2 separate regions of the Homo sapiens genome follow, and region 2 is linked to region 1. A link is an interaction called in ENCODE POLR2A ChIA-PET data of the cell type or tissue named here. Cell type or tissue: HepG2. All regions are shown on one strand. Each heading gives the region's core, and the rest is flanking DNA. Links, peaks and the distances in the headings are about the cores only. Region 1 has its middle 12 kb from the start of HCG9. Region 2 has its middle 18 kb from the start of HCG4B.

Region 1 (11,005 bases), core at 946-3,445:
GCATAACAGTTACTTTTATCGAGGGCTTGTGCTGAAAATTTCACCCATTTAACACAGGCATTTATGTCTCTATATCCTGTTTTAATTTTTAAAGTCTGCCTTAAGTCAGTTACTTTAATTATTTTTACTCTCTTAGGTTTATTGTTTGGTGGGTTAAAGGAAGTTAATGGGACCAGGAGTTCTAGTAATTCTGGGTGGGCTTGGGGTAGAGTTGGTGACTAACCTAAAAGCTAACCGTCCCACGGGATTCCTTTCTGAGATATTTATTTTTAATTTATACCTTCAAGATTTCTGGTTTAGAGTAGCTGGGTTGTTTATAGTAATTAATATAGGATTGCACTTTAAATTTTTACAGTTAGGTGGCGTGTGGTTCTTATACAATACTTAGGTTTCCTTTCACCCCTTGTGTTAGGATTAATTCTAACCATATCAGCCCCCAGTGATGGAGCCTGCTTATGGCTTACTTTTAGGTTTTCCTTAGAATTAGCTTAAAGGGTTTCTTAGGTGATCTATACACTTCCAATTTACCTTCCGTTTTTTTTTTTAACCAGTTTCTTGACCCGAGTGTAATGTGTCCACCCCTGATCAGCTGTTTGTACAGCTGCCTCACTTGATAAGGACCTTCCCAGCTTGGGTGGAGCTTGTCTTCTTTCCAAGTCTTAATTAGCACTGAGTTGCCAGGCTGGAAGTGGTGAACTGTGAACTCAAGGGGTGGGGTTTGTGTTACAAGTTCTTTTAACCTTAAGTTGTTTCCTGGGAGTTCACACAATTCCCACACACTTGTTTAGCCAGGGCATACATTTCTATACACCCATAATTCTTTAGTATTTCATCACACATGTCCTGGGGACCCCAATGACTTCCCTTATGCAATATAGACATTAGATTTTTTTTTTCTTTTTTTAGACAGAATCTCGCTCTGTCACCCAGGCTGGAGTGCAGTGGCACGATCTCGGCTCACTGCAAGCTCCACCTCTTGGGTTCATGCCATTCTCCTGCCTCAGCCTCCCGAGTAGCTGGAACTACAGGCACCCACAACCACGCCCCGGCTACTTTTTTGTATTTTTAGTAGAGACAGGGTTTCACTGTGTTAGCCAGGATGGTTTTGATCTCCTGACCTTGTGATCTACCCGCCTCCGCCTCCCAAAGTGCTGGGATTACAGGCATGAGCCACCGCACCCGGCCAACATTAGATTTTTTATTATGGGTTTGTTTATTATTTCTCTCCCATCAGGGAGCACTCACCTTCCATTCTTAGTTTAAGTGGCTCCTATCTTGCCTAGCTTTTCCTCCTCTTTTGAAAATTGGGGTTTTAATATCACCTTAGGGATATCTGGGCTAAACAGTTTAAATTTTTCCTCCAGGGAGACTTGCTTAGCAGCCTTATCCACAAGCCTGTTCCCTACAGCTTCTATAGTGTTTCTTTTCTGATGGCCATTTACATGAACTATGGCTGTCTCTGCTGGAAACAGGAGGCTTTCTAAAACTTGTTCCCCATGTACCAATTATTTTGCCCTGCTATTTTCTAGGCCCTGCTCTGTCCAGATTTTTTCAAAGGTGTGTACTACTTTATAGGCATATTTGGAATTAGTATATATAGTGTCTTCTTGATCTTCTAGGAGCTTTAGGGTTTGGTTAAAAGCATAAAATTTACAGGTTTGGGCTGACCAGTTATTGAGTAATTTAACTTTTTCACATAAGGATTGTTTGTTTTTGTTCATGACAGCACAGCCATTGTGTCTTTTACCATTTATTACTCAGGATGACCCATTCATAAACAACCTCATCCCATTATGTAGTAGAGTTCCTTTAAGGTTTGGTACTAACTTTAGTTTGATACTCTGTGATATCTAAACAGTTATACTCTGACGCCTTCTTATTCTCCTCTCCTTTTCATAAGAAACTGGCTGGTGTTAGTTTAGTCACCTCCCGAGGGCCCATTGACCCCAGGAGGTCTTGGGGAGGCAAGGGACTGATCAGCTGGCATCCCAGAGTGCCCTTGGCCGGGCCCTGCTGGGTTTGGCTTTGGGCCAAGAGCTGCTGGTTTGAAGATCTGCCAGCCTATGGAGCCTTCCCTGATGGGTACTCTCATTAGAAAAGGCATTTCTGGCTCCGCCCTCCCTTCCTGTTTTTTTTTTTTTTTTGTGCTTCAAAGGCACCGTTCCTCTCCGTGGCAGGCCTAGAGGTGCACTGTTTGTGTTTCAAGCAACCCCCACTGGTGACCCAGCAACTGTAAAGGGTCTCCAGTTTGTCCAGCCCTGGGAGGGGACTTAGTGGCTTTTCCTCCTCCTGGGCTGCAAGGATCCTCCCCTGGCCCAGCCCGACTCTGGGAAACAGAACTTTTACACATTCCACCTTAAAGCATTTTGGCAGACTTTTCCCCAGCACGAGCTCTCTCTACTTCAGGGATTGCAAACTGGCATCCTCTTTTGCCTGTTTTGGGTTTTTAAGTTATTTGAACAGAATATCAGCATTTTAAAATTATATTTTACATAAAAAGTCAGAATTTTGTCCTCTGACAAAGCAGACAATCTGAAAACACAGTGCCAGCACTGTAAGAAGAGCTGAGCAGCCGCCACAGTTCCCACCCAGCCCTGCAGCCCTCCTTTTTATTATTTGCTGGCCCTGTAGTCATTTGAGTTTACAGCCCTAGTACTGATTTTCCTTATGTAGCGACCCCAGCCCTTCTGCTGCCTTACTGACAGCTAACTGCCCCTGGTGGCCTTCCAGCCTCTCACTAAAACAACAACAAAACCTTAATGTTATCTTATTCATTTACTCTTCCATAACTTGAATCCTTTTGACCACCTCCTGATAAACAGCCATCTAGTTTTTGCTGTAGGCAACCCATTACACCTCAGGCAGCCTGATCCTAAACTCTCCTCCACATCCCTTTCTCACTTGCATCCATCCCCCAGTTCCCGGGTTTTGTCGTTCCTCAGTGGCCACGCACTGCATGCACCCTTCCCCTGCACCTCCTTGTTGCTTAAGTCCCCAGAAACTTCCCCCAGCCCTGCCAACCTCTCAGCATTCTCTCACTTTGTCTTGTACTCTTTTTTCCTTTTACATTATTTGTCTCCCCAGTTTTACCTTCTGTGTTTCTCTTTGATCTCTGTCTCTTTTAGTCTCTCTTGCTAATTTTCCTCTTCTATTCTCTCTCTGCCATCCCATTTCCTTTCTGTCTCACACTCAGCTTCTTCCTCTTTCTCTGGGCATGAGCCGAGCCGTGCTGTGCCCTGGCTCCCCTTGTCTGTCTGCAAAAACAGGCAGCTCTGCGGAAATGACTCAGCAGTAACCTTTATCAACAGCTTTTAGAAGCCAGCTGCCACACACAGCTGTGCCGCTGGCTCTCTCTTCCTTCAGGTATAGCAGCTTAACTCTCTCTCTCTCTCTTTCTCTCACACACACACACAAACTTTCTGAGCTTCCCTCAGTATTTCCTTAATTGGTTTTTTATTCCATCCGTTAATCTTTTGCAGTTTCTTAGTAATATTACATCAGCTTTTAGTTACAAAATTAACCTTTAAAAGGCCTTGCCCTACTGGGTCCTCTGGATTTAATCCTGAATATTTTTTCACTTGATCCCTGAGCCTCTGCAGAAATGCAGAGGGAGTCTCCTCTTCTTGTTGTTGGATCTTGAATGCTTTGGGGACGTTTTGTGTCCTATGAGTGGACTGCATAATCCCTCTAATTATTAGCTCCCTATGGTCTTGCATTTGGACCCGATCCCTGGGGTCATTATTATCCCATCCAGGATCTGCATTTGGGAATTTCTGCTTAGCTGGCAGGACTCCTTACCCAGGAGGATGCTGCTGTCTCTCCCAAATGATTATGGCTGCCCTTCTAATTATTCCCGTCTTTTTCCCAGTAAACAGAATATTCATGATTGAATTATCTCAGCCCAAGTATAAAAATTTGGTTCTAAAAATTGATCTAGCTGTTCTGCTAAACTGAGGGGATCTTCCGAGAGTGGCCTCATTTCCTTTTTAAAATTCCTAACCTCAGTACTTGTTAAAGGCACACTTACAAATCCAATTTATTATTATTATCATTATTATACTTTAAACTCTGGGATACACGTGCAGAACATGCAGGTTTGTTACATAGGTATACATGTGCCATGGTGGTTTGCTGCACCCATCAACTCATCATCTACATTAGGTATTTCTCCTAATGCTATCCCTCCCCTAGCCCCCTACCCTCAGACAGGCCCCAGTGTGTGATGTTCCCCTCCCTGTGTCCATGTGTTCTCATTGTTCAACTCCCATTTGAGTGAGAACATGCAGTGTTTGGTTTTCTGTTCTTGTGGGTCTTTCTCTGAGAGACCCAGAGAACACGTAGCTGATGGTTTCCTGAGAATGATGGTTTCCAGCTTCATCCATGTCCCTGCAAAGGACATGAACTCATCCTTTTTATGGCTGCATAGTATTCCATGGTGTATATGTGCCACATTTTCTTTATTCAGTCTATCATTGATGGGCATTTGGATTGGTTCCAAGTCTTTGCTATTGTGAACAGTGCCGCAATAAACATATGTGTGTATGTATCTTTATAGTAAAATGTTTATAATCCTTTGGGTATATATCCAGTAGTGGGATTGTGGGATTGCTGGGTCAAATGGTATTTCTGGTTCTAGATCCTTGAGGAATTGCCACATTATCTTCCACGATGGTTGAACTAATTTACACTCCGACCAACAGTGTAAAAGCGTTCCTATTTCTCCACATCCTCTCCAGCATCTGTTGTTTCCTGACTTTTTAATGATCGCCATTCTAATTGGTGTGAGATGGTATCTCATTGTGGTTTTGATTTGCATTTCTCTAATGATAAGTGACTATGGGCCTTTTTTCATATGTTTGTTGACTACATAAATGTCTTCTTTTGAGAAGTGTCTTTTCATATCCGTCGCCCACTTTTTGATGGAGTTGTTTGTTTTTTTCATGTAAATTAAGTTCTTTGTAGATTCTGGATATTAGCCCTTTGTCAGATGGACAGATTGCAAAAATTTTCTCCCATTCCATAGGTGGCCTGTTCACTCTGATGATAGTTTCTTTTGCTGTGCAGAAGCTCTTGAGTTTAATTAGATCCCATTAGTCAATTCTGGCTTTCGTTGCCATTGCTTTTTGTGTTTTAGTCATGAAGTCTTCGCCCATGCCTATGTCCTGAATGGTATTGCCTAGGTTTTCTTCTAGGGTTTTTACAGTTTTAGGTCTTATGTTTAAGTCTTTAATCCATCTTGAGTTGATTTTTGTATAAGGTGTAAGGAGGGGGTCCAGTTTCAGTTTTCTGCATATGGCTAGCCAGTTTTCCCAACACCATTTATTAAATCGGGAATCCTTTCCCCATTGCTTGTTTTTATCAGGTTTGTCCTTCCTTACATTGTTCTAATTCTTTCCTCAAGTTTGGATAAGGATTTAAGGGAGCATTGGGTTTAGCTCCTTCATGACCTCCCAAATCCTTTTCCTCCGACCTTCCTTTTGCCCCCTGATCTCCCTGTCCTCTACTTTGTGAGATGTATAGGGTGTAGGGCAAGCGTGTTAGGGGATCCCAGGGCTTTTCACTGGGTGAGGGCTCTTTACTATGCTCTTTTTATTTCTCTTTAAGGGGGAACACGGGGCTTAATTCACTAATCCAACAAACAGCATAACCCATCTCCTCTTGTGAAGATGGGGTTTTATCATTCACATAGAGAATTAAAGCTTGGCATATACAGTCCTTATTTGAGCTAAACTTAGGCCAAAGGACTGAAGGCTGACAAATGGGCTTTTTAGGCCAGATAAAACAGCAAGCAATACATTATTATTTTTTGTTTTTCCTTATTTCAGGTTTTCTAGTTATTTTTGAGTCAGTTTTGGCAATTTCTATCTTTGTATGAATCTGTCCATTTTATCTAAGTGGTCTAACTTATTGACTTCAGGTTTTTCAGAGTCTTCACTTATAATGCTTTTGAATTTCTAAAGGGTCACTAGTGATAATCTCTCTTTTGTTCACAATTTTGGTAATTTATCTCATTTCTTATCATCTCTGTTTTGACTGTTGGTCAAGAAAACAGACAGAGGCAGCAGATGGCTATGTGATTCTCTAGTGGGAAGGCTTTGATCATACATGGCTGGCAAGCCAGACTGATGGCAGCAACCCCAAAGGAGCTGCCAAGGGATCTTGACAGGAAAGTCACTGACTCTGGATTGGGCTATGCTCAACCAGGGGAAGAGGTCAATGCTTCAAGGGCTATGAAATCACCAGAAAAAAAGAGATTGCACCAATGTGGACTGCTGAGTCCCATTTCTTTACGCAAGAAAACACACTTTACAGCCTCAAATGGCTAACAATGCACAGGGAGATGTCCTCCTCAGAAGAAAACTTTGATAGAAAATTGAAATGGTCAGTTGAAGCATTGTTTGTCTAAAAACTGGCAATATAGTTGTTGGGCAATATAAACATGAAGGACTGGCTTTTACATCTTCATGAATGTGCTCACTGTCCACATGGGTGGGGCTGCAAGAGTGACTCCTCTAGATAGCTTCCTCTCTTTTACCTGATGGATCAGGATGATGCTGTTATGACTATACATACAATTCTTCTGAAGGGGAGAGGATGCTGGAATAATGACTACGCTTCACCTCAAATTTCTTTTTTCATATGTGATGCAGTGGTACCAGGAATAGGGATGAAAATCAAAGTGCCAGAAACAGGAATTATCTTTAAGCCAAAAACCATAACTATATATTTACATCTTTATATAAGAATTCTCAAGCAACTCAAAGATGGTGCTATGCCTTCATTTCATCTGGCAAAGTCAGGATTAACAGTAAATAGAGCTATATAGCCTGGTGGTCAGATGGCCCCCACTAGTTCCTTACCTACATAACCTACCCTCTATGACCAAGAGTAGACCGAGGGAAGGCATGCTAGAATACTATTGCTGCCTGCAGTCTAGGTCAGCACAGCAGACAAACCTGATGTCACCTCTAAAACTGGAAAAGACTGATATAAAGGGACAGAAGGAGGAATAATGGCTGAGGGTAAGTGACTAAATCAAAGGGTTATATAATGAGGAAAATTCAATATTAGCTTAACTCCTCAAAAGTGCTGTGAGCAAGAGAAGATATTGTCTCTTAGGTCAATTATACTGGGTGCCTAAAAGAGTGAAGCCATATGTCCTTGAGACCATTCTTGTTTTTGGAGCCTGGTAAGGTTGAGTGGTGTCTGCAAACCTGAGTGACTTCATTCTGGGAGACATATTCATACGAGAGGATGGTGAACTGTTCTAATTTTGAATGACTGAATGAGACTCTGATAATACGCCAATACCTCTTTACTTTTATAATCCTTTTCCTATAAAAGATATGTGGTCAAAGAAAAGCGGGTAATCTGAGGTATAACAAAAACATTTAGTCTTTGTCCCTGGTTTCTCCTAAAAACCTTAGAATCTCTTGAGTGATAAGAGTTAGAATATTGATGAGAGGACTCATGGCTGAGCGGACCCTGGATATCTTGAGAATGGGGGCTGAATGCCAGAGACACATACCTGTGATGAGAGCGCTGTCTTATTCCATTTTGTGTTGCTATAAAGAAATGTCAGAGACTGACTAATTTATATAAACAAGGTTCATGTGGCTTGGGATTCTGATGTCTGGAAATGTTTGAGCATTTGGTGAGGGCCTCAGGCTGCTCCCACTCATGGCAGAAGGCAAAGGGGAGCTGGTATGTGCAGAGATCACACGGTAAGAGAGGAACAGAGAGCTTAGGAAGTTGCCAGGCTCTTTTTAACAACTGTCTCTCTTGGAAACTAAAAGAGTAACAATTCATTCACTTGCGAGAGAGGACAGGATCTCTTTATTCATAAAAGATTGGCCCCCATGACCCAAACAGCACCCATTAGGCCCCACGTCCAACACTGGGGGTCAGATTTTAACATGAGGTATCGGGGGTAAATATTTATATCATTACATTCTGTCCCTAGCCAGCCAGAGCTCATGTTTTTCTCCCATTGCAAAATATGATAATTTCCCAATTGTCCCAAATGTGCTAGGTTGTTCCAGCATCAACTCAAAATTCCAAAGTCTCATCTGAGACTCAAGGTAAGTCCCTATAGCTGTGAGCCTGTAAAGTTTTAAAAAGGTTATTTACTTCTAAAATATTAATACAAGAGTGGAAGAGACATTTCTTATACATTTCCATTCTAAAAGGAATAAATGGGCCAAAAGAAATGAATGCAGTGTCCTCACAAAGCTGAAACTCATCATGGAAGATGTTAAAATTTAAAGCTCTAAAATAATCTCCTTTGACCCTATATCTTGAATCCTGAGCACACTGGTTCAAGTGGTGGGCTCACAATGCCATTTGCAGCCCCACATCCTTGGGTTTGCTGAACATAACCCATATAGCTGCTCTCATGGGTGAAAATTGAATACCTATGGATTTTCCAAGCTGAGCTTGCACATTGCCAGTGGCTCCACCATTTAGTAGTCCTGATAGGGGTCCTGCTCCTGCAGCTCCACTGGGAATTGTCCTGGATATTAAATTTCCCCTTTAAATATCAGTTCCAGTTTCAGATCATTTTTTTGCTCACACATATGTGCATAGACTATTACAACAGGAAGCCAAATCTTGAATGCTATGCTGCTTAGAAATTTCTTCTATCAGATACCCTTAATCATCACCCTCATGTTCAAAGTTCCACAGATCCCTAAGGAGGGGGCAGAATGCCTCCAAGTTCTTTGCCAATGCATAACAAAAGTGACCTTTTCTCTAGGTCCCAGTAAGTTCCTCATCTCCATCTGAGACCTCATCAGCCTGGGCTCTATTGTCTATATCACTATCAGCATTTTGGTCACAACAATTTAACAAACCTCTAGGAAGTTGCAAGTTTTCCCCCATTTTCTTGTCTTCTAAACTCTCCAAACTCTTCCAACCTCTACCTGTTACCCAGTTCCAAAGACATTTTCACATTTTCAGCTACGTTTATTGCAGTACCCAACTTCTGGTACCGATTTTCTGAATTATTCATTCTCAACTGTTATAAAGAAATACCTGAGACTGGGTAATTTATAAAGACAGAAGGTTTAAATTGGCTCATGGTTCTGCAGGCTATATGAAAGTATGATTCTGGCATCTGCTCAACTTATGAGAGGACCTCAGGAAATTTTCAATCATGCTGGAAGGTTAAGGGGAAGTAGGCATGACTTACAAGCCTGGAGTAGGAGGGAGAGAGAGCAGGGAGGTACCACACACTTTTAAACACCAGACGTTGTGAGAACTATCACAAGAACAGCACCAAAGAGATGGTCCTAAACTATTCATGAAGGATCCATCCTCATGAGCCAATCACCTCCCTGAGGTGCCACCTCCAACCTTAGTGATTACAAGTGAACATGAGATTTGGGTGGAGACACAGATCCAAACAATATCAGGGGTGATGGTGGACATGAGGGTGGGCTGGTCTCCCCACTTCTCACATGATACCAGGGATGTAGACACATTCAGACACCTTGGCAGAAAGAGAAGACAGAGGCCCTTGAAGTCACAAAGGGGAGGCATGAACAAATCTTGCATCTCAGTCCCTCACAAGGCAGTCTTAGAAAAAAAATAGTCATGAACAAATTCAGATCAGTCATAGTAAGTTGTGACACTGAACAGCCCACCACACCCTGAAAAATTCCAAATCAAAGAATCTCCAGAGCCTAGTTGTGTCCCCTATGCCCCAACTCCTCCTTCCCTTCAGGCCCCCTAAGTTGTCATTTTACAAGCCTTGAGAGACACATCAGAGCCCTGGGTACTGTCCCTGTTTCGGGTGGAACAAAAACAAAATCTGGTCAGAGCCCACAGATGATGTGACTAAAGGAGGAATTTTGGGGTGGTGAGCTCCCCCATGGGCTCCTGTCTACACTATCCCAAGGATCTCAGGGATCACTCTTCCCACCCCTACCACACTTGCATGAAGCCTTAGCATAGCTGCCTCCTTTTCCATCTGTGGAAAGAAAATAAACTGTGAAAGGCCAGGGAGGAAGCAGGGTCATGAGATCCCAGAGGAGTGTCCAGAACTGTGACTGCAGACCCAGGTCAGAATCAGGAAACCCTAGGTAAGAGGATGTGTTGAAACTGGACTAATTGTCCTAGTGAGGTCTGTCCTCTGCGGGTACCTTCCCCTGACCTGTGACTGCTGGGAGTCAGGTTCCCATGACTCCAATGAAGGTGATAAATTTGTCCTTCATTTTCACAAGTTCTTTACAAAAGAGTAAGTGTTGATAGACAGAGATGGTGCCTCATGACTAGGCAGGATACAAGCCAACTCCCATCTGGGGCTGGGAATCCACCAATGGAAGAAGAAAACTCGGAGCTCACCCCTTTCCTACCTGGGCTCTTATTCTTCACATCACAGCAGTGACCACAGCTCTGGTGAAAACAGCACCAAGAACAACCAGGACAGTAACGATGCCCATGATGGGGCTGGTGGGCTGGGAAGACAGCTGTAAGAAAGGAGGGGAACGTGAGGGGCCCTGACCATCAGGCCTCAAACCCTGACCTTGCTGAAGGGCTCCAGAAGGGCTCCTAGTTCCCGTGAGAAGAGACATGACCCCTCATCCCCTTCCTTACCCATCTCAGGGTGAGGGGCTCTGGCAGCCCATCGTGCTGCACATGGCATGTGTATCTCTGCTCCTCTCCAGAAGACACCACCACAGCTGCCCACTTCTGGAAGGTTCTGTACCCTGCAGGTGTGGTCTCCACAACCTCTGCATCCTACATTTGGTCCTGTCCATCCCACTACTGGGTCAGTGTGATCTCCACAGGGTAGAAGCCCAGAGCCCAGCACCTCAGGGTGGCCTCATGGTCAGAGATGGGGTGGTGGGTCATGTGAGTCTTTGGGGTTCTGAGGGGAAGAGTCAGAAAATTCAGGCACTTTGCATTCCTCATGGGACATTCCACCTCATGGGACCATCCTGAAAATTGACGGGACACCTGAAGTGGGGAAGGGAGCAACTCAGACACCAGTCTAGACACAGGC
Region 2 (16,763 bases), core at 7,900-10,399, 58 kb after region 1:
ACACTTAATGTGTAGTTCAGTGGGCTGTCTTTTGTCTGCTTTTAAGGGTACCCTCCTTTGCAAACCAGGACCTCGTACCCTGCACAGCCCAGTGTTCTGAGATAAAACATGTCAAATACCCCATTACGTGAATCTAAAACATTAGACATGGAGCCATACTTGCTTCCACCGTTTGATTTCTGGACCCACATGTTCTTCCTCTTGCGAACACAGAACTGTAGAGACATCTCTGATTTAAACAACGCACCATGTCCTGAAAGATGGCATGCAACCCTCAGAGTGTTTCCTCCAGGCTGGCACTTAGTTGTGCCTGTGGAAGATCACGGGACTCCAAGCAACTATGTGGTTCCAAGTGCCTGTGTGACCCAGAAAGTCATAGATTGCACAGGCCAAACAGCATTCATCATGAGGTGAAAATGGTCCACCTGGGTTGAGCTTGAATCCCATGTTGACACCCACAGAAAACAGCCAAGTCTGAAGTGTCATTAAACAACGAAACAGACAAATGGAAGTTAGCCAGCCTTCACTATGGGTCAGCCCATGCATGATAGGATGGGCACATGAATGGAACAACCACAGTGGCAGGTGTGAGGCTACATATGGGGCATTCCTTGTGGCTGGCAGCCCCTGGGGAGAGTAGCTGGTGATAGGGTTAGTGGAAGGAACAGCCATGGAAACACTGAATCTTTCCCTTGCCAAGTGGGTCCTTCAGGCAGATAATGGGCTAGGAGCACAACCTAGCCTGCAGACCAGGAATGTCAACAGCATCCAGAGAATGGTACTGGCTATGTCTGAGAGCAGGACAGAAAAACCCCCCTAGAATAGGTACCTAACCCTGTGAAGATGAACCTCTGGTCCTTCCAGGATGGAAGTAGGTAAATGTAGTCAACTTCTTAGTTAATGGCTAGTCACCTAAAGAAATAGTGCCCCACTAGGGCATATCATGGGCCTAAAATGCTGATGAGTTGGACATTCAGAGGTGGCAGCAGCTGGATCTGCCTTGGTAGGGGGAAGTCAGTGCTGCTGGCCCTCATGCCTGCCACTGTGGTTGCTCCATTCATGCACTCATCCTACCAGGCCTGGGCTGACCCATGGTGAAGGCTGGCTAACTTCCATTTGTCTGTTTGGTTGTTCAGTGCCACTTCAGACTTGGGTGTTTTCTGTGGGTGTAAACGTGGGATTCAAGCTCAACCCAGGTGGACCATTTTCACTTCATGATGAATGCTGTTGGGCTTGTGCAATTTATGATGTTGTGGGTCACAAAGGCACTTGGAACCACATAGTTGCCTGGTGTCCTGTGGTCAAGCTTTCTATCAAATCAGGACAAGGAACACTAAAAGTTGCTTCTAACAGGGGGCATATGTCTCTGCTGTGGATGATACGATCTTACTCCAGAATCCCAGGCCCTTCACTGTGACTCTTCCACTGGTGCTTGGTTCAGCTCCATCCTGCATCTTTCCCCACCACTGGCACCACCAGCCCCAGGGGGTCTGAGGGACGCTGGCTGCTCGCACCATGGCCTGGATCTGCTGCAGGGTCCTTTCCTGTGTAGGCCCTACTTGAAGCTGGCCTCCTCCTATATCACCTAGAGTGTTTGCCAAAGCACGTACCTAGATGTGGAATGTGGTGTTGTCAGAACTCAAAGAGGCTCATCAGGCAGTGTGCTTCCTTCCTTCTGGTGAGGATGCAAGATGAAACAGTTTGTCTTTTACCTTGGAGGGAACACACCTGCATTCCCCTAAACACTTGGCACTTGTTAACCCATAAAACTTCACTTCAGTGGCCACTCTTGAAGCTCTGTAAGGTTTATCTTCACATACTGGAGTGCGTGTGTTTTGCCAATGACTCCAGTGCACTTTCTACCTGCTGCTCATTCACCGCAGTCAACATGAAGTTGTCAGTGAAATGAGCTGATTTAATATCCTATAGAATATCCAGTATGTCTAGTATTGTCTTTAGACCATACTATATAGGGCAGGGGAGTTACAATAGCCCTGAGAAAAAACTATAAATAAATGTGTTGTGGATCCCACATGGATGTGAATCGCTCCATATCCCCTTTCTAATTGGAGTGGAAAGAAATGCACTCACCAAATCCATAGCTGCACGCTGTGTGCCCGAGGCTTTATTATTCTGCTCTGCAGTGATATCCAGACAACATAAAAGCTGCAATTATAATTCCTGCTTGGCCAGACCTGGAGTAATCTCATTCATTCTTTAGTCCTCATCAGGGTTCCTCAGGGACAGGTTGCTGGATTATGTAGAGACAATAGACAACCCCAACACCATCCCACATCCTTCAGCTCTCTAATGGTGGTGTGACTCCCACATTACTTTCAGTGTCTTCCTCAAGACACACCCTGGGACACACTATGATTTTTTTTTTTTTTTTTTGCCAGGATGTGGGCAGCGTCAGAGGTTTCCCTTTGGCTTTCAGCACAATGAGAGTCCTGACTCCACAGACTAGGGACCCAGTGTGGGGGTGACTCCACTTAACAGTGCATCAGTGTCAATTATGTACTCAGGGAATTGGAAGATAACCAGGGCTGGGTCTATGGAACCAGTAGTTCCATTGTGGGCTGTAATGTGTCCAGGTTTACTCCCTGACCTCCGTAAGCCCCACTGTGATGGGAGACATGATAGTGCTGTGGGCATCTGGGCATCAATGTCAGCTCTCACTCAGTGTCAATAATCTGACCAGTTCTGCATCTTTCCTTTCGCCAGTGTACAATCTCCTGAGTAAATGGCTATAGGTTCCTTTGCTGAAGGACTGAGGGAATTGTGCCAGCATTTACTTCCACGGGGTTGCAGGGTATTCCTCCTAGGGATATGGACTCCTCCTCTGTCACTGGGATCTGAATCTGAACTTTGGCTGAGGTCTAGGCATTGAGGATGGGATCATGACTTTGTATTGGGTCAAACACCTTCACCCTCCTGCTTCTCAATTCTTGCTTTCTTATCATAGATATCAAGCAGCGCCCTTGTTGGCTTCCTGTCCTAATCCTGGGACAACACCCTCTACTATCCTTCCCCACATTCCCTGCAGCTTGAGTCCTATTGGCTACTCCTTTTAGTTTGCCATAGTAACTCTGCCCTCTGGCTTTTTCAGGTCACTGCCACCATTTGGTCTTTGTGTCTTCAGGGCCACACTCTCCCCAGGGTTATTAATAAATGTAACTCTGGGTCATCTTTACTACCATCACATCCAGCCTGCAGAGGACAACACCCCGACACTTCTTAATGATGCAGGTCCCTCTCACCATCACGTTTCTGAGGCTCTGGTGGAAGGTGTTTCCTTTGGACTGTCTTGTGGAGCATGGTACTGGTGGGCCTTCACCATGCCCACTTCCCTCAGCCTTGTTATTCCATCCTGTGCAAGTTCCAGGGCAACTAAGTCACGTCTACCTTGTTGAGAGTTAGGCATCATTTTTTCTAGTCTATATGGATTCACCCCAGCGGTGGGTTTGGCCCCCCGCTTATCAAAGTCCTGGGGTGTTTGATAAACCCATGCCTTGAGAAAGTGCCTCCAAGCCAAAGGATTTTTATTCTTCCAGATTGAAATTCTGGTTCCTTGATCAAACACCCTCAAATTCCAATCCCAGAAGTGCTCCTCAGCCTCCTATGGGGACGTGCCAGCTAGTTCCTGCAAAGCTCTTCAGTGGGATTCCTGCTGTATCATGGGGGTGAGACTTCTGTAGCATCTTCCAGCATAGGAAGTGGGAACCATTACTAGAGAAGGGTGAGCCTCCTATGCATGCCCAGAGGATCCTGGAGGGCACCCATCGGATAACCCTGTTCCTGTTTGCAGAATCTCAGGTTTCCCCACCAGGGTCCTGACTTTCCTGTAACAGGCCTGCCTTGGCTGAGTGGCAAACCTCTCTGGAGCACTGTGGCCCTCATAATGATGTCTTCAGCTACCATTCCACGGTATCTGCCCTTTCGCTACAAGAGATAAAGACCTCTGCATGAGACACTGCAGAGGCTGTCACATGTAGCCAGTGACAGCTGTTAACAATCTGCAGATTCTCATGATACTTTCATAGGGCATCATTGCAGCTGAGCAGCAACCAGCCAACTCCACTGTCTTTGTAGGTTTCCCCCTAACCCCGTCATTATTGTGCAGGGCATTCTATCACCCCACCTGCCATAGCTTCCCCTAACCAGGGCATCCTCTCAGCTCAGCACGGGTGAGACCCATAGCAGCTCAGCTGCATCCTGTGCTATGGAATTTCTGTGTCTCCCACAACCCTGGTGGCATCCTCTTGGCCTGCCAGGCAGTGGGCAAGCTTTTTTCAAATTCTCATTTTTGCCTGTTTTCATGGATCACCCTTCATACTACTTGTGTTAGTTAGGGTCCCCTGAGGAGCAGACCCCAATACAGTATTCAATGTGCAAGGATTTATTGGAGGAAATAGTTATGAGAGAAATTCAGGACACAGACGGAAAATGCTGGGAATGTCATCAGACCACAAAGCAACTCTGAACCCCAGTGAGGTAAACAGTGCAGGAAGGTCAGCTGGAAGCATCCTAGACCCTGTGCAGGCTAACAGAAGTTCAGTAAGCGTGGCAGGAAGCCCTAGAGCTTCAGTCAGCCTTCAGAGAAGAAATGTTCCTGCCTTAGTTTCTGCCCTGCTTTCCTCAGTCATTGGCAGGAAAAGACAGGGGGCAGGTGTGGTCTCAGAGCAAATGTGGCAATAGGTTTCAGGATTCAAAAGTTGAGGCCACTATCAATTCTGCTTACTCTAGCTGAGGGGCTGGGATGTGCATTCTCATGACTGCCACAATGATCCAGTGGGGAGAGAGGAAAAAGGTTGATGATAAAGAGAAAAAAAGGTATTAATTGATGAACTGACACCTTTAAGTAGATGATAAGGGATGATGTTTGGGGCACCAGAAGAGGGATTGGCTCTGGCTGGGAGCAGAATGGTTTACCCACAACAGTCCCCGACATGGTAAAACACCTGACATGTGTTGCAGCTGCAAATGCATGAGCAGATGGTGATGGAATCTGTCTTCTAATGTGTTCAGTTTTCTCAGTGAGGTAGGAACCAAGGTTGTCAGCTGAGATAAGAATGGGGAAGGAGGGTTGGATGTGTGAGCACAGAGAGAAGGTGTGTAAGGGTCACCTAGGCCAGGAGGAGGCTGAGGGTGAGCCATGCAGGGAGAGGGTGATTGCTGGCCCTGGTGGGGGCTCCCCATGTGGTTTGGGTCATGAAGTTAGAGAAGACACCAACGATGAGGGACAGTGAGTAGATGGCAGAATCACTGGATTGGTATTCCCAGGGTGGGGGTCGAAGGATTGTTGGAATTGATGTGCTAAAGGGTGGACTTCAAGCCTGGAATGCAGGCACATATGCAATGAGTAGTCACTGATATTACCTCACAGCATATGATAAAGTGATAGAGTCTGTGTCCTCAGAGCCTGTGGCCACCTTGCATGGGATGAGTGGAAAGATGGCCAGAGAGTGGGAAGTGTGAAATTGAGAGTATGGAAGGGCTGGGGTCCTTGGGCATGATGAGGCCTAGGGGATGACAGGGGCATGAGATTCAGGCAGAGAGAGGAGAAGGTCATGGAGGAGAGGAGTTCCAGGATCTGAGAGTCCAGGGAGCAAGGGCATCTTCTCTGCTGTATAGGTGTCTATTGCTGCCATAAAAATTACCACAAACCAAGTGGCTTTAAACAGCACCTAATTATCATGTTACAGTCCTGTAGGTTGCAAGTCCGCACAGTCTTATGGGGCTAAGGTCAAGGTATGGGCAGGTCTGTGTTCCTTCCTGGGGACTCTGGGGAAGAATCCACTTCCAAGCTCATTCAGGTTCTTGTCTGAATTCACTTTCTTGCACATAGAACAGAGGTTTCCACTTCCTTGTTAAGAGCCACCCTTAGCTCCTAGAATCTTCTTTCAGCTACTCACACATGGTGCCTAAGGCACATCCAATCCTCCTGCTTGGAACGTCTGACCTCCCCTCTTCTATGTCTCCTCTGCCTTCCTCCTCTGCAGAATCTGACTCCAGCCAGGGCAGGTTCTCTGCTTTTAGTGGCTCATTTGATTTGATTGGGGCCACACAGATTGTCCAGGAGAATCTCCCTATTTTAAGGTCCTTAATCATCATTACATGAGTAAAGTCCCTTTTACCATGTAATGCAACCTGTTCACAGGTTCCAAGGACTAAGACTGGACCTCTTTCGGGACCATTACTCAACCCACCACATGTTGAAGTCATCAACAGTCAAGGAGACTGCTGGAGAGGGTGACAGTGAACCAAGAGCTACAAGAGTCAGGATTGAGAGGAAAGGCCAGGGGCCCACAGGGAATGGCTACAATGAGGGGAATGGGGGTCTAATCTGATGACAGCTTAGGGGTTTTAGGGAGGAGGGAGGCAGAAAGTTCTGAGAACCACAGTGAGGAGAAAGGACCCCACCTCACCTCTGAACCCAGGGGTACAAGTCCATGGGGGAAACTCCCCTATGTGGGAGGACTTTGGAGGGGGTCATGTCCTCAGGGAGACCAGGTTGCTGCTGGAGCTGTGAGGTGCAGGAACATCCTGAGGGAGGGTGTGGAGGTTTTGCTGATCATTGACTGAGATTCCAGGGGGTGCACTGGGAAGATTTCTGTGGTTCAGGAGGTTGGGGAGACAGAATAGTGGTGTTCAGAGCCTTGTGGGGATGTGAGTGCAGAGTATGTGGGGGACCCAGTGTCACTGACACAAACAGGGAAAGGACATGATGAGCTGAGTCCTGGTGGACTCGGCGCAGACAATGGTGCTGAGGCTGTGGGAGATGAGGGAGGAGGAGCAGGGGTGGCTCTCACCTGGGCTCTGTCCGTGGAGGTGAGGACAATGAGGTGGTTGTGTCTCAGTGCTGTGTGGAACTTGTTTTTGACCTCCTTATGAGTGGATGGTCTGTCTGAGATAGAACGGGTCTTAGAGGATTTACTCATTACCCTGAGAGAGGGGGCGTGTTCATTCCAGGTTTCAGGTCTGCCCTGACACCTTTCTTTGTGGCTTAGACCTCCCTACTGTAAATTATTGGGTGTTAGTCCATTCTGGAGTTCATAACTTAAAGCAGAAACTCAGATGGTTGAAATGTCATTTTCATGAAGGATTTTTATTAGAGTATCATTTAGATTGCCTTTGCAACCTCCCATGTGTTTTGTTTTTTTTTCTAAAAGGCTGCTAATCTTGTTTTAAATTTGCAATGTAGTTAATTTATCTTCACTGTTAATTAGTTGTGGGTTGTTTAACCTTATACCATATAGTTTTACATATCTATAACAACAGTAGTTTGGGCCTCTTGTATTCTAATAGTTAAGTCCTTAAGCTGTGTACACATTGCAATTCAAGTATGAGTCATGCATAACCGTAGCACTAAGAGACAAGAGGGAAATCCCTCTCTCCTAAAATTTTGCAAAAGTTCTGGGTTTTTTTTCCACTGAGTGGGAACAAGTCAGCTAATCATGAACATGAGGTCTTTGGCCTCATTTAAAGGTGCTTCAGAAGCACTGAGCCATAGGAAGGCCTCTTTGTCTAGGTCCAGGACCCTACACCATGGCAGAAGCCATCTTCCATCCCAGTGTGCAGTGATGTCCCAGATAGCGAATTGGTTAGCCACTTTTCAGTCTCAGGCAGTTTTGTTTTCCAAAACATGGGTTTTTATCTCAGGACCTTCTTGTCCCCAGATGATCAAAACCGGGGCCATCCACTCCCTTCTGAGCCACTTCTGCCTGGGGGGCCCGTGGCTGTGTCCTCCAGTCACAACAGAACATTCCTTCAGAACACCTGCAGGAAGACAACATCTTGTCATTGGCTCACACATGCACGGTGCATGCACAGAGCTTTGGTTCTAGTTCAGGAGGTGTGTGGGGAGGAGGCTCACTAGTCCAACAGAGCTTGGTACCAGTGTCGTATGCCAGGAGCCAAGGTTACAAGGATGCAAAGTTCCCAGACCTACCAGAGAAGGCAAACCCTTGCAGCATGCAGGGCTAGACAGGGGCAAGAAACAAGGTCATTCCGGGCCAGCAGGAAGAGAGAAAGGGAAACTACAGACGTACCTCAGAGACACTGCAGATTTGGTTTCAGACCATGGCAACAAACAAGTCACACAAATTTTTGTTTTTCCAGTGCATAGAAAAGTTATATTCACACTCTACTGTAGCCTATTAAGTGTATGATAGCATTATGTATAAAAGAACTATGTATATACCTTAATTTAAAATTACTCTATTGCTCAAAAATGCTAAGGATCATCTGAGGCTTCAGCTAATCTTAATCTTTTTGCTGGGGCACGGTCTTGCCTCAATGTTGATGATTGCTGGCTGATCAGGAGGGTGGTTGCTAAAGGCTCTTATGGCAACTTCTTAAAATAAGACAATGAAGTTTGCGGCATGGATTATAAAGGGGGAATCAGTACTTAAGTAAGGTCAATATAAGTTTTCAAGTTAGGTGGACCTGAATATGAACCCTCCAGGCCTTTCCACCAACTAGCTATAGAGCCTTGGACACATCTTGGCCATAGCTGGCCCCGACAGACACTCTCCCAGCGGGTGAGTGCTCAATGAACCCATCTGAGCCAGTTGCCTCACCCAACCAGTGATATAATTCCTTCCTTGCAGAAGAATAAGTGAAAAAAGGCACAGTGCCAAGAGAATCAGACACACGACCGGCGGAAGGCTGTGCCAGTGCTCTAAAGCAAGTTCTGCCTAAAGCGGCAGAAACATTTTTCACATTAGGAACAGGAGTTGTTTGGGATCCTGTCTGGGGCCAGGTTGAGAGCAGAGTAGGAGTGGGGGCCTGGGTAGGGCCAGGCACTGGAGTGAAGACAGGCCTGGAGAGAGCCTCCTGAAGGCTGCTGAGCGGCTCAGACAGCTCTTTGCCTCACCTGCCACAGTCCTCCCACTCCCCTGGCTCTCTCGGTGCTGTTTTCTTCACCTCCTCCTGCCCTCCTGGTCCCTGGCACCCCAGGGCTCATAAACATGCTGCTCCCAAAACTCCAAGGCAAGTATGGAAGGGCAGAACAGCTTCTGGGACAGTGGGAAGATGAGGCCACCCCCTAGGTGGCTCCAAGTGCTCGGGTGGAGGAGATGAAGGGATCAGTACAGTAGTCGGGGGAAATTCTCTCAATCCCACCCTGCACTACCCTCACCTCTGCAGCTTTTTGCCTATTTCCAACTCTCAGCTCCTTCCACCCCCACCCCAACCCAGCCCTCCGGGCTCCCTCTCTCCAGCCCTCCCTCTGCCCAGAGCAGCACAGTCCAGAGTCCTTGAACAGGAATTCCCCCTCATCTAACAGTTAATCATTTATTAGTGGGGACAGACACCTGGTCGTCTCTTTCCAGTGACCCCACATCCTCATTCAAGGCATCCAGATATAGCCCCTGAGCCAGGGATCTGTATCTGCCCTCCAGAGGCCTATGCCCAGGACAGGTTGCTCCCTGGGATTCTCAGTACAGGTGGACTTAAGCTAATGGGCTGGAAAAAGAGAAAACAACGTCGAATTCCTCACTTACCATGAGATCTTGCAACACAGGTTCCAAGGGCCTCAACCCCTCTACCCTGGCTGATGTTCCCTCCTCCACTCCCTCTGACCAGGGCCCTGAGCCCCCCACACAGCTGAGCTGGCCCAAGCCGAGGAGTTGCTTGCACAGCAGCTGGAGTTGGACCAGGCCCTCCTGGAAGGGAAGGAGTGGGTGGGGGCCCGGGCCCTGGTGCTCAAGATCCAAAAGCTAAAGAAACAGATGAGGAGGCACTGAGAGAGCCTGGGAGGAGAGAGCCTGGGAGGGGACAGCCAAGCTTCCCAGCAGTGCCCACAGCACCCTCCATGCCTGGAACTAATGTGCACCACCCCCCAGGAACCCCAGGATCAGAAACACCCCAGCATCTCCCAGGCCAGAGAAAGCAGAAGAGACCCCACAAAGGGCTGGCAATTGGCAGGTAGTGGGGGAGCCAGGGCTCTGCAGTCTTAGTCCCATCCCTCTTTGACCTCACAGCAGGGCACCAAGGCCTTGCAGGAATTTACCCTGGGCCATGCCCTAAAATAACCTCACCCCAAATAAAATAAAGGGAGAGAGCACCCACACATAATGCAGAGGCACTTGTGTTTCATTTTTAGTTATGTTAAAAATTCTGACAATCAGGAATGGGGGTTCAGGAGTGGTGCTGAGGCAGAGGACAGAAGCCAGGGGGTGGGGGAAGAGGATGTCAGGGGTGGGGTCAGTAGAGTCTCCTTCACCCCCAACCTGCAGTCTCCTCCTGAAGCGTGGTCACATGCCAGAATGGGCTAGTCCCCTACTGTGTCTGTTCAACTGAGGGGAAAATGTGGCATGGTGAGAATAAGGCATGAAAAGGAAAAAGTGAGGCAGGAACACACAGCACACATGCAGATGCTGGTGTACTGTGTGGATTTAGAGGACAGACTTGGGAGTGGGGAAAGAGATGTAATATGATGAAAGAAAACAGATACCCCACATAACAGTCAGAAAAACATCCCAACACAGCATCAAAGACCAGGGTGCATGAACCAGCCAAGTGTCCATTATGCATCAGGTGCCCATGACAGGATTGAAGACAAACATATTAAGGAACTAGGAAGACCTAAAGGGCTTCATGACATCAGCACTCACTGTGGAGGAGATGTCTGTCTCATCAGGCAGCTCACTATCACTCACCTCAAAGCGATGCTGCCCATACTGAGGATTCTGGCATTATTGTCACCTGACACAAATGTGATGGTCAAGCCCTGTGCCACCTGGAAGGGGATAGAGGGTAGGATAGGACTAGAAGACCCAAAGAGGGAAGACTCCCAGAGGGAAGGATGAGGATGTAAAGTGTGAAAAGATACAGAAAGTAAGGAGGTGGGAGAGTGGGTGTCCCTCTGGGTGTGGGGCTTAACTGCTGCAGGTAGGTCTCAGAATCCTCATGCATGTCGTAGGTAAAGGCAATGCTCATCTGCTCCATGTCCATGGCTCAGCCAAATAAGTTGGTAGTCAACAAATTGATCTTATCTTTTGGGGTCATTCTCCAGCAAGTGCAGAACAGTAAAAAAATGTAGTCACCTGAGGTGCATATCTTGGCTTCCTGGCCAGTTTTCCCAAGGCCTCCACTGCCACCATGCACCCTGGGTGCCCTCCACACTCTCCAAGTGTCCTGATGTGTGTGAGGAGTTAAGGGCAGGAAGAACTATTGGATCGTGGATTTAGGTGCCTTTTTCCACCTCTGCAGGTGGCAAGGTGTGGATTCATAAGCTGGCATTGAAGTGAGCTCTGTCCTTTGTGAATAGTTGTTTGGTCACCCACAGTCATGGCTGAGCCCTGAGAATAAGAGAAACTTGTCTAGAAAAAGAAATTGTGCTGACTCTTAAATAAACATTTCTGGTCTGTGTTTTATTTCAAGTGTCTGGGAAGGGATAGAGTGTGAGGTTCAGGAGAGAAGGAGAGGTCTGTCTTGATGCTTTGACACAGCACCAAGAAATTTCCCCTCCTCCCCCACATCGCCCCGCCAGTTCTCAGTGAGGGACAGATTCACAGCAGTACTGAAAGGGCTGGGAAGAGATGGGGAGACATCTGGGGCCAATGTTCAGGGGTTGACCCTGTGGGAGGACACCTGCCTTCAGAGTTAGAGCCCACATGTGATGACGTAGAGATGAAGGGTGATATCAGGGAGGTGATGAAGAGTGCTTTGGGGTTTCCTGATTATGAAGAGCAGAGGTCAGTCTGCTTCCTGGGTGAAGTGACTGCTGGGGAGATTGGATCGAATTAATGAAGAATAAATAAACGGGGAATGAGGATAAGCAAGCATCAGCATCTCCCACCATCAGTTCAGACTGAGGGGAGTTTGGATTGAATTAATGAAGAATAAATAAACGGGGAATGAGGATAAGCAAGCATCAGCATCTCCCGCCATCAGTTCAGACTGACTGGGGAGGTGGGATAGTTATTGACTCTGTTGCGTGGTTCCCCCTAACTTCCTGGTCTTGGGGCACAGATGGGTGGTGCTGTTCCTGGTCAGGGCAGCCTCAGCTCCACCCAGGTAAGGCAGTGGTGGCAGAGAGAGTTAGAGGAGCACCTGTGAAACCGACCAAGGCAGGGATGGGAGCCCTCTGTGCAGCAGGAGTGGATGCAGGACCTGCCTGGAAGCAAGAGGATGAGGGAACCTAGTTGGGTCCTGTTCCCTGCCTGCCTGTGTTCACAGGGTAACCAGTAAGGGAGCTGGGGTAGGGAATTCTTTCATAGGTTATCTAGCCAGAGATATGTTTATAGACATATTCTTTCATGTTTATATTCAGGTTTGTTGTCACATAGACATTTATCCATGCGTGTTTTATGTTTGTTACTTTAGAATGGCTCAGTCACAAAAGCTTAATCTCTTCATTCCTGCTGCCTCTCTACACACACATACACACACATTCACACACATGCTATGCAAACATGTCTACCTGTATCTATAAAGAGAGATGTTATTTTATTTTTAAATTTTTAAATTCGTATATATTTATGGGGCACAGGTGCAGTTTTGCTACATTGCTATATTGAGTTGTGGTAAAGTCAGGGCCTTCAGTGCATCCAGCACTGGAGACAGATACATTGACCCCAACAAGAAACTCCTCTACGATACACCCACTGCCAACCACTCTTACCCTTCTGGGTCTCTATTGTCTATCATTCCACACGCTGCTTTCATGCATATAAAGAGATATTAATCAGATATATCAGAGTGATAACTTGAATTTTACTGCACTATTCTTTCAGCTTCTTTGCACATTTGAAAATATATACAATTATAAGTTGGAAGAATGAGGGAAAAAAAAGAGCGAGAGAGAGTGCTGAATCTGAATAGGCTAGGGGTTGGGTCTCACTAGGAACCATAATTGATCTCTGCCATTTTGAAAGTATGGCCCCCTGAGCTGCCTTCAGAGAGTCCTGGAGGGAAACCTGTTTTCACAGTAATACCAAGATGCCATTTGCCTGTTTCATTATGTTGACTTTTCCATTAATGCTGCAAATGCCAAGGTCGGTAGCACACCCAGCACCTTAGCAGAACCAAGGCAGTGGCTCCAAACTGCAGTCCCATTTAAGAATGCCTTTGATGGAGCAGTAAAATATTTATGTTCATTAAATTTTGATCCTTGAGTACATGTCTTTAATATTCTTTGTGAGAAAATGGGAGATATGCAAAGAGAAGCAGGATAGTAGTCTTGAGAAAGGGCACTTGTGTAGACTCAGTTATGAGTTCAACCAGCAGATCTCCTTCACCCACTGAAAGACAATTGCATTATTTCCAGTTTATGGAAGTAATTATGAATAATTACTTCCAGGAGTATTATGAATAAAGCTGCAAGAGTATTTGTATACAGGTTTTTCATGAACATAAAGTTTTCCCTTGTTTGAAATAAATGCCTAGGAGGGCAATTGCTAGTCATATGGTAAATTGCATGTTCAGTTTGAAGAAAACTGCAATATCCATTTCCAGAGTGGCTGTACCATTTTAAAATCCATTCCTACCAGCAATATGAATGATCCAGTTTCTCTGTAACCTTGCCAGCATCTGTTGCTACCTTTATTTTGTATTTCAGCCATTCTCATCACTGCAGTTTTCATTTGTATTTTCCTACTGGATAGTGATGTTGAGTGTCTTTTCATCTGCTTGTTAGCCTGGTGTTTATCCTCTTCAGTGAAACGTCTGTTCATGTCTTGCTCATTGCCTATTGTTTATTTGGATTTCATTTTTACTGTTGAGTTTTTACATTTCTTCATATATTGTGAATGCAAGTCTTTATTGAATATGTGGTTTGCAAATATCTTCTCTCATTCTGTAGCTTGTCTTTTTATGCTCTTCATAGGTCTCTCACAGAGCAACAGTTTTAATTTTGAAAAGATCCAGTTTAGTAACTTTTTCTTTTACGGATCATACTTTTGGTGTTATGTGTAAGAACTCTTTGTCTAGTCTTAGTTCTGATGGCTTTTTGTTAAAAGATTTGTAATTTTAATTTTTTAATGTATTTGTTATTTATTTAAAAAAAAATCTTGCCTAGGCTGGCCTTGAACTCCTGGGCTCAAGGGATCCTCCCACTCAGTCTCCTGAGTAGGTGAGAGTACAGGCCTGTGACACCACACCTGGCTCAATGTTTGTAATTTTAACTGTGTGTTTTACATTAAAGCCTGTGATTCATTTTGAGGTTTTTTTTTTTTTTTTTGTATAAAGCGTGAGGTTTGGGCTCAGCTTATTTTTTTTCCACTGTGGTTGTCCAGTTGCTCCAGCACCGTTTGTTGGGAAAGCTCTCCTTCCTTCATTGAATTGTTTTTGTGCTTTTGTAAATGTCAGTTGAGCATATTTGTGTGTTTTGCTCATTTTCAGTTGAGTTGCTCATCTTCTTACATTGAGTTTAAGAACTTGCCACATTATTCTGGAAACATGTTTTTCAACACAAATGTAATTTGTGATAAATTGTGAAATATTTTCTCCCTGTCTATAGCTTGTCTTCTCATTCTCTCAATGTCTTTTGGAGCACTCAAGTTTTAAATTTTAACTAAGCCCAATTTCTCTCTCTCTTTTTTTTATTTGTAGATCATGCTTTTGGTATTTTAACTAAGAATCTTTTGCCTAACTACCCAAAGTAACAAAAATTTTCTCCTGTATTTTCTTTTAGAAATTTTATAGTTTTAACTCATAAATTTTAGCTGTTTAGGTCTCTAATTTGTTTGAGCTGATATTTTATATGGTGTTAAATGTAACATTGTGTTACCTATGCAACTTCATTGAAAATCAACTGACAAAAAAAGTAAGAATATCTTTCTAGATTCTCACTTCTGTTCATTGATCTCTGTGTCTCTCAGTTTCACACTGTCTGGATTATTGTAGTTTCATATGACATTCCATTTTTTTTTCCAAATTTGTGTTGGCCCTTCTGCATCCTCTGCATTTTCATATACATTTTTAGGATTATTTTGTCAATTTTCTTTTCTTTTTTTCTTTTCTTTTTTTTTTTTTTTTTTTTTGAGACGGAGTCTCGCTCTGTCACCCAGGCTGGAGTGCAGTGGCACGATCTCCGCTCACTGCAACTTCTGCCTACCGGGTTCATGCCATTTTTCTGCCTCAGCCTCCCGAGGAGCCTGCCACCACGCCCGGCTAATTTTTTGTATTTTTAGTAGAGACGGGGTTTCACCGTGTTAGCCAGGATGGTCTGGATCTCCTGATCTCATGATCCGCCCGCCTCAGCCTCCCAAAGTGCTGGGATTACCGGCATGAGCCACCGCGCCCGGCCTATTTTGTCAATTTTCTATAAAATCCCTGCTGGGATTTTGATAGGGATTGTGTTGAACCTATAGATCTACTGGGGGAGAACTGCCATCTTAACAGTATTATCGAGCTTTCCAACTCGCATCTCTCCATTTATTTAGACCTTTAATTTCTCTGAGGAATGTTTTTTTATTTTCAGTGAACAAACACTGCTGTCTTCCTAAATTTATTCCTATTTCGCTCTTCTGGTAACTACTGTGATAGGAAAGTTGAGATTTTCATTGCTTCTATAGAGAAATATGTTAATAATTAATTTTTATATTGATTTGATATCCTATGGGCCCTTCTGGATTCATTTATTAGTGCTAGCCAGTTTTTATCTGCTTGTGAATTCTACAGACAGGGTCATGTTATCTGTGAATAGAATTGTATGTTTTCCTTTTTATCTGGATGCCTTTAATTTTTAATTTTCTGCCTTATTGCACTGGCTACAATCTCCAGTATAATATTAAATAAAAGTGGTGGGATTGGACATCCTTGCATTGATCCCCATCTTAGGAGAAAAGCATTCAGTCTTCAGTCTTTCTTCATTAAGTTTGATTTTAGCTGTGGGTTTTTTATAGACGCCCTTTATCAGAGTGAAGAAGGTCTCCTCCATTCCTATTTTGTTGAAACTTATGAACATGAGTGATGTTAACATTTTTGTCAACTGTTTCTCCTGCATCTTTTGAGATAATTATGTCTTTTTTTCCATTAATACAGTGCATTCCATGAACTGATTTTCAAATGTTAATCCAACCATATGTTCCTGGGATGAATCCCATTGGTCATGGAGTGTAATCCTTTTTTATGTGGCTTTGTATTATCTGCCAATGTTTGTTAAGGATGTTTTCATTTATGTTTATTGGTGACACTGGTGTATGGCACTCTTTTCCTGTGAGTCTTGCTGTGACTTTGATATGAGGGTAATGCCAGTTCTGTAAATGGGCTGGAAAGTCTTCCCTCCTCTCTTCTTGTCTGAAAGAGCTTTCAAAATATTTGATAGAATTCACCAGTGAAGATATCTGGGCTTTGGCATTTCTTTTTGAGAAGGTTTTTCAATTTCTGACTTAGTTCACAGTTCTCTTCAGGTTTTCCAGTTAATTTGGGTCAGTTTTGGCAATTTCTATCTCTGCACGAATTGGTCCTTTTTATCCAAGTGGTCTAACTTATTGGCTTCAGGTTTTTCAGAGTATTCACTTATAATGTTTTTTAACTTCCTAAGGGTCATTAGTGATAATCTCTCTTTTGTTCACAATTTTGGTAATTTATCTTATTTCTCATAATCTCTTTTTTCACTGTTGGTCAAGAAAACAGACAGAGGCAGCAGATGGAGATGTGACAGATTCTCTAGTGGGAAGGCTTTGATCATAATACCTGGCAAGCCAGAATGATGCCAGCAACCCCAAAGGAGCTGCCAATGGATCTTGACAGGAAAATCACTGACTCTGGATTGGGCTATGCTCAACCAGGGGTAGATGTCAATGCTTCAA

Evidence for each region. Peaks named below come from ENCODE experiments on the same cell type or tissue, not always from the same donor. Only the 100,000 strongest peaks of a DNase experiment are listed, where the experiment ranks them.
Region 2: POLR2A ChIA-PET joins it to region 1 with 15 read pairs; 3 of 35 experiments call an interaction of 5 or more read pairs at or near these places.

What each region holds. Positions count from the first base shown.
Region 1 is chr6:29,957,304-29,968,308 of GRCh38, reverse strand. It overlaps the pseudogene HLA-W. Among named protein-coding and RNA genes, the nearest start is that of HCG9, 12 kb to the left of the region's middle. RefSeq lists enhancers at 2,939-3,234, 3,214-3,358 and a cis regulatory region at 3,281-3,291. In HepG2, for the core only: no CTCF peak of the experiment used is centred there; DNase peaks (open chromatin) are centred at 1,728, 2,148 and 3,288; H3K4me3 peaks cover 1,624 bases.
Region 2 is chr6:29,900,769-29,917,531 of GRCh38, reverse strand. It overlaps the pseudogene DDX39BP1, the pseudogene MCCD1P1 and the pseudogene LOC353008. Among named protein-coding and RNA genes, the nearest start is that of HCG4B, 18 kb to the left of the region's middle. In HepG2, for the core only: no CTCF peak of the experiment used is centred there; a DNase peak (open chromatin) is centred at 9,291; H3K4me3 peaks cover 362 bases.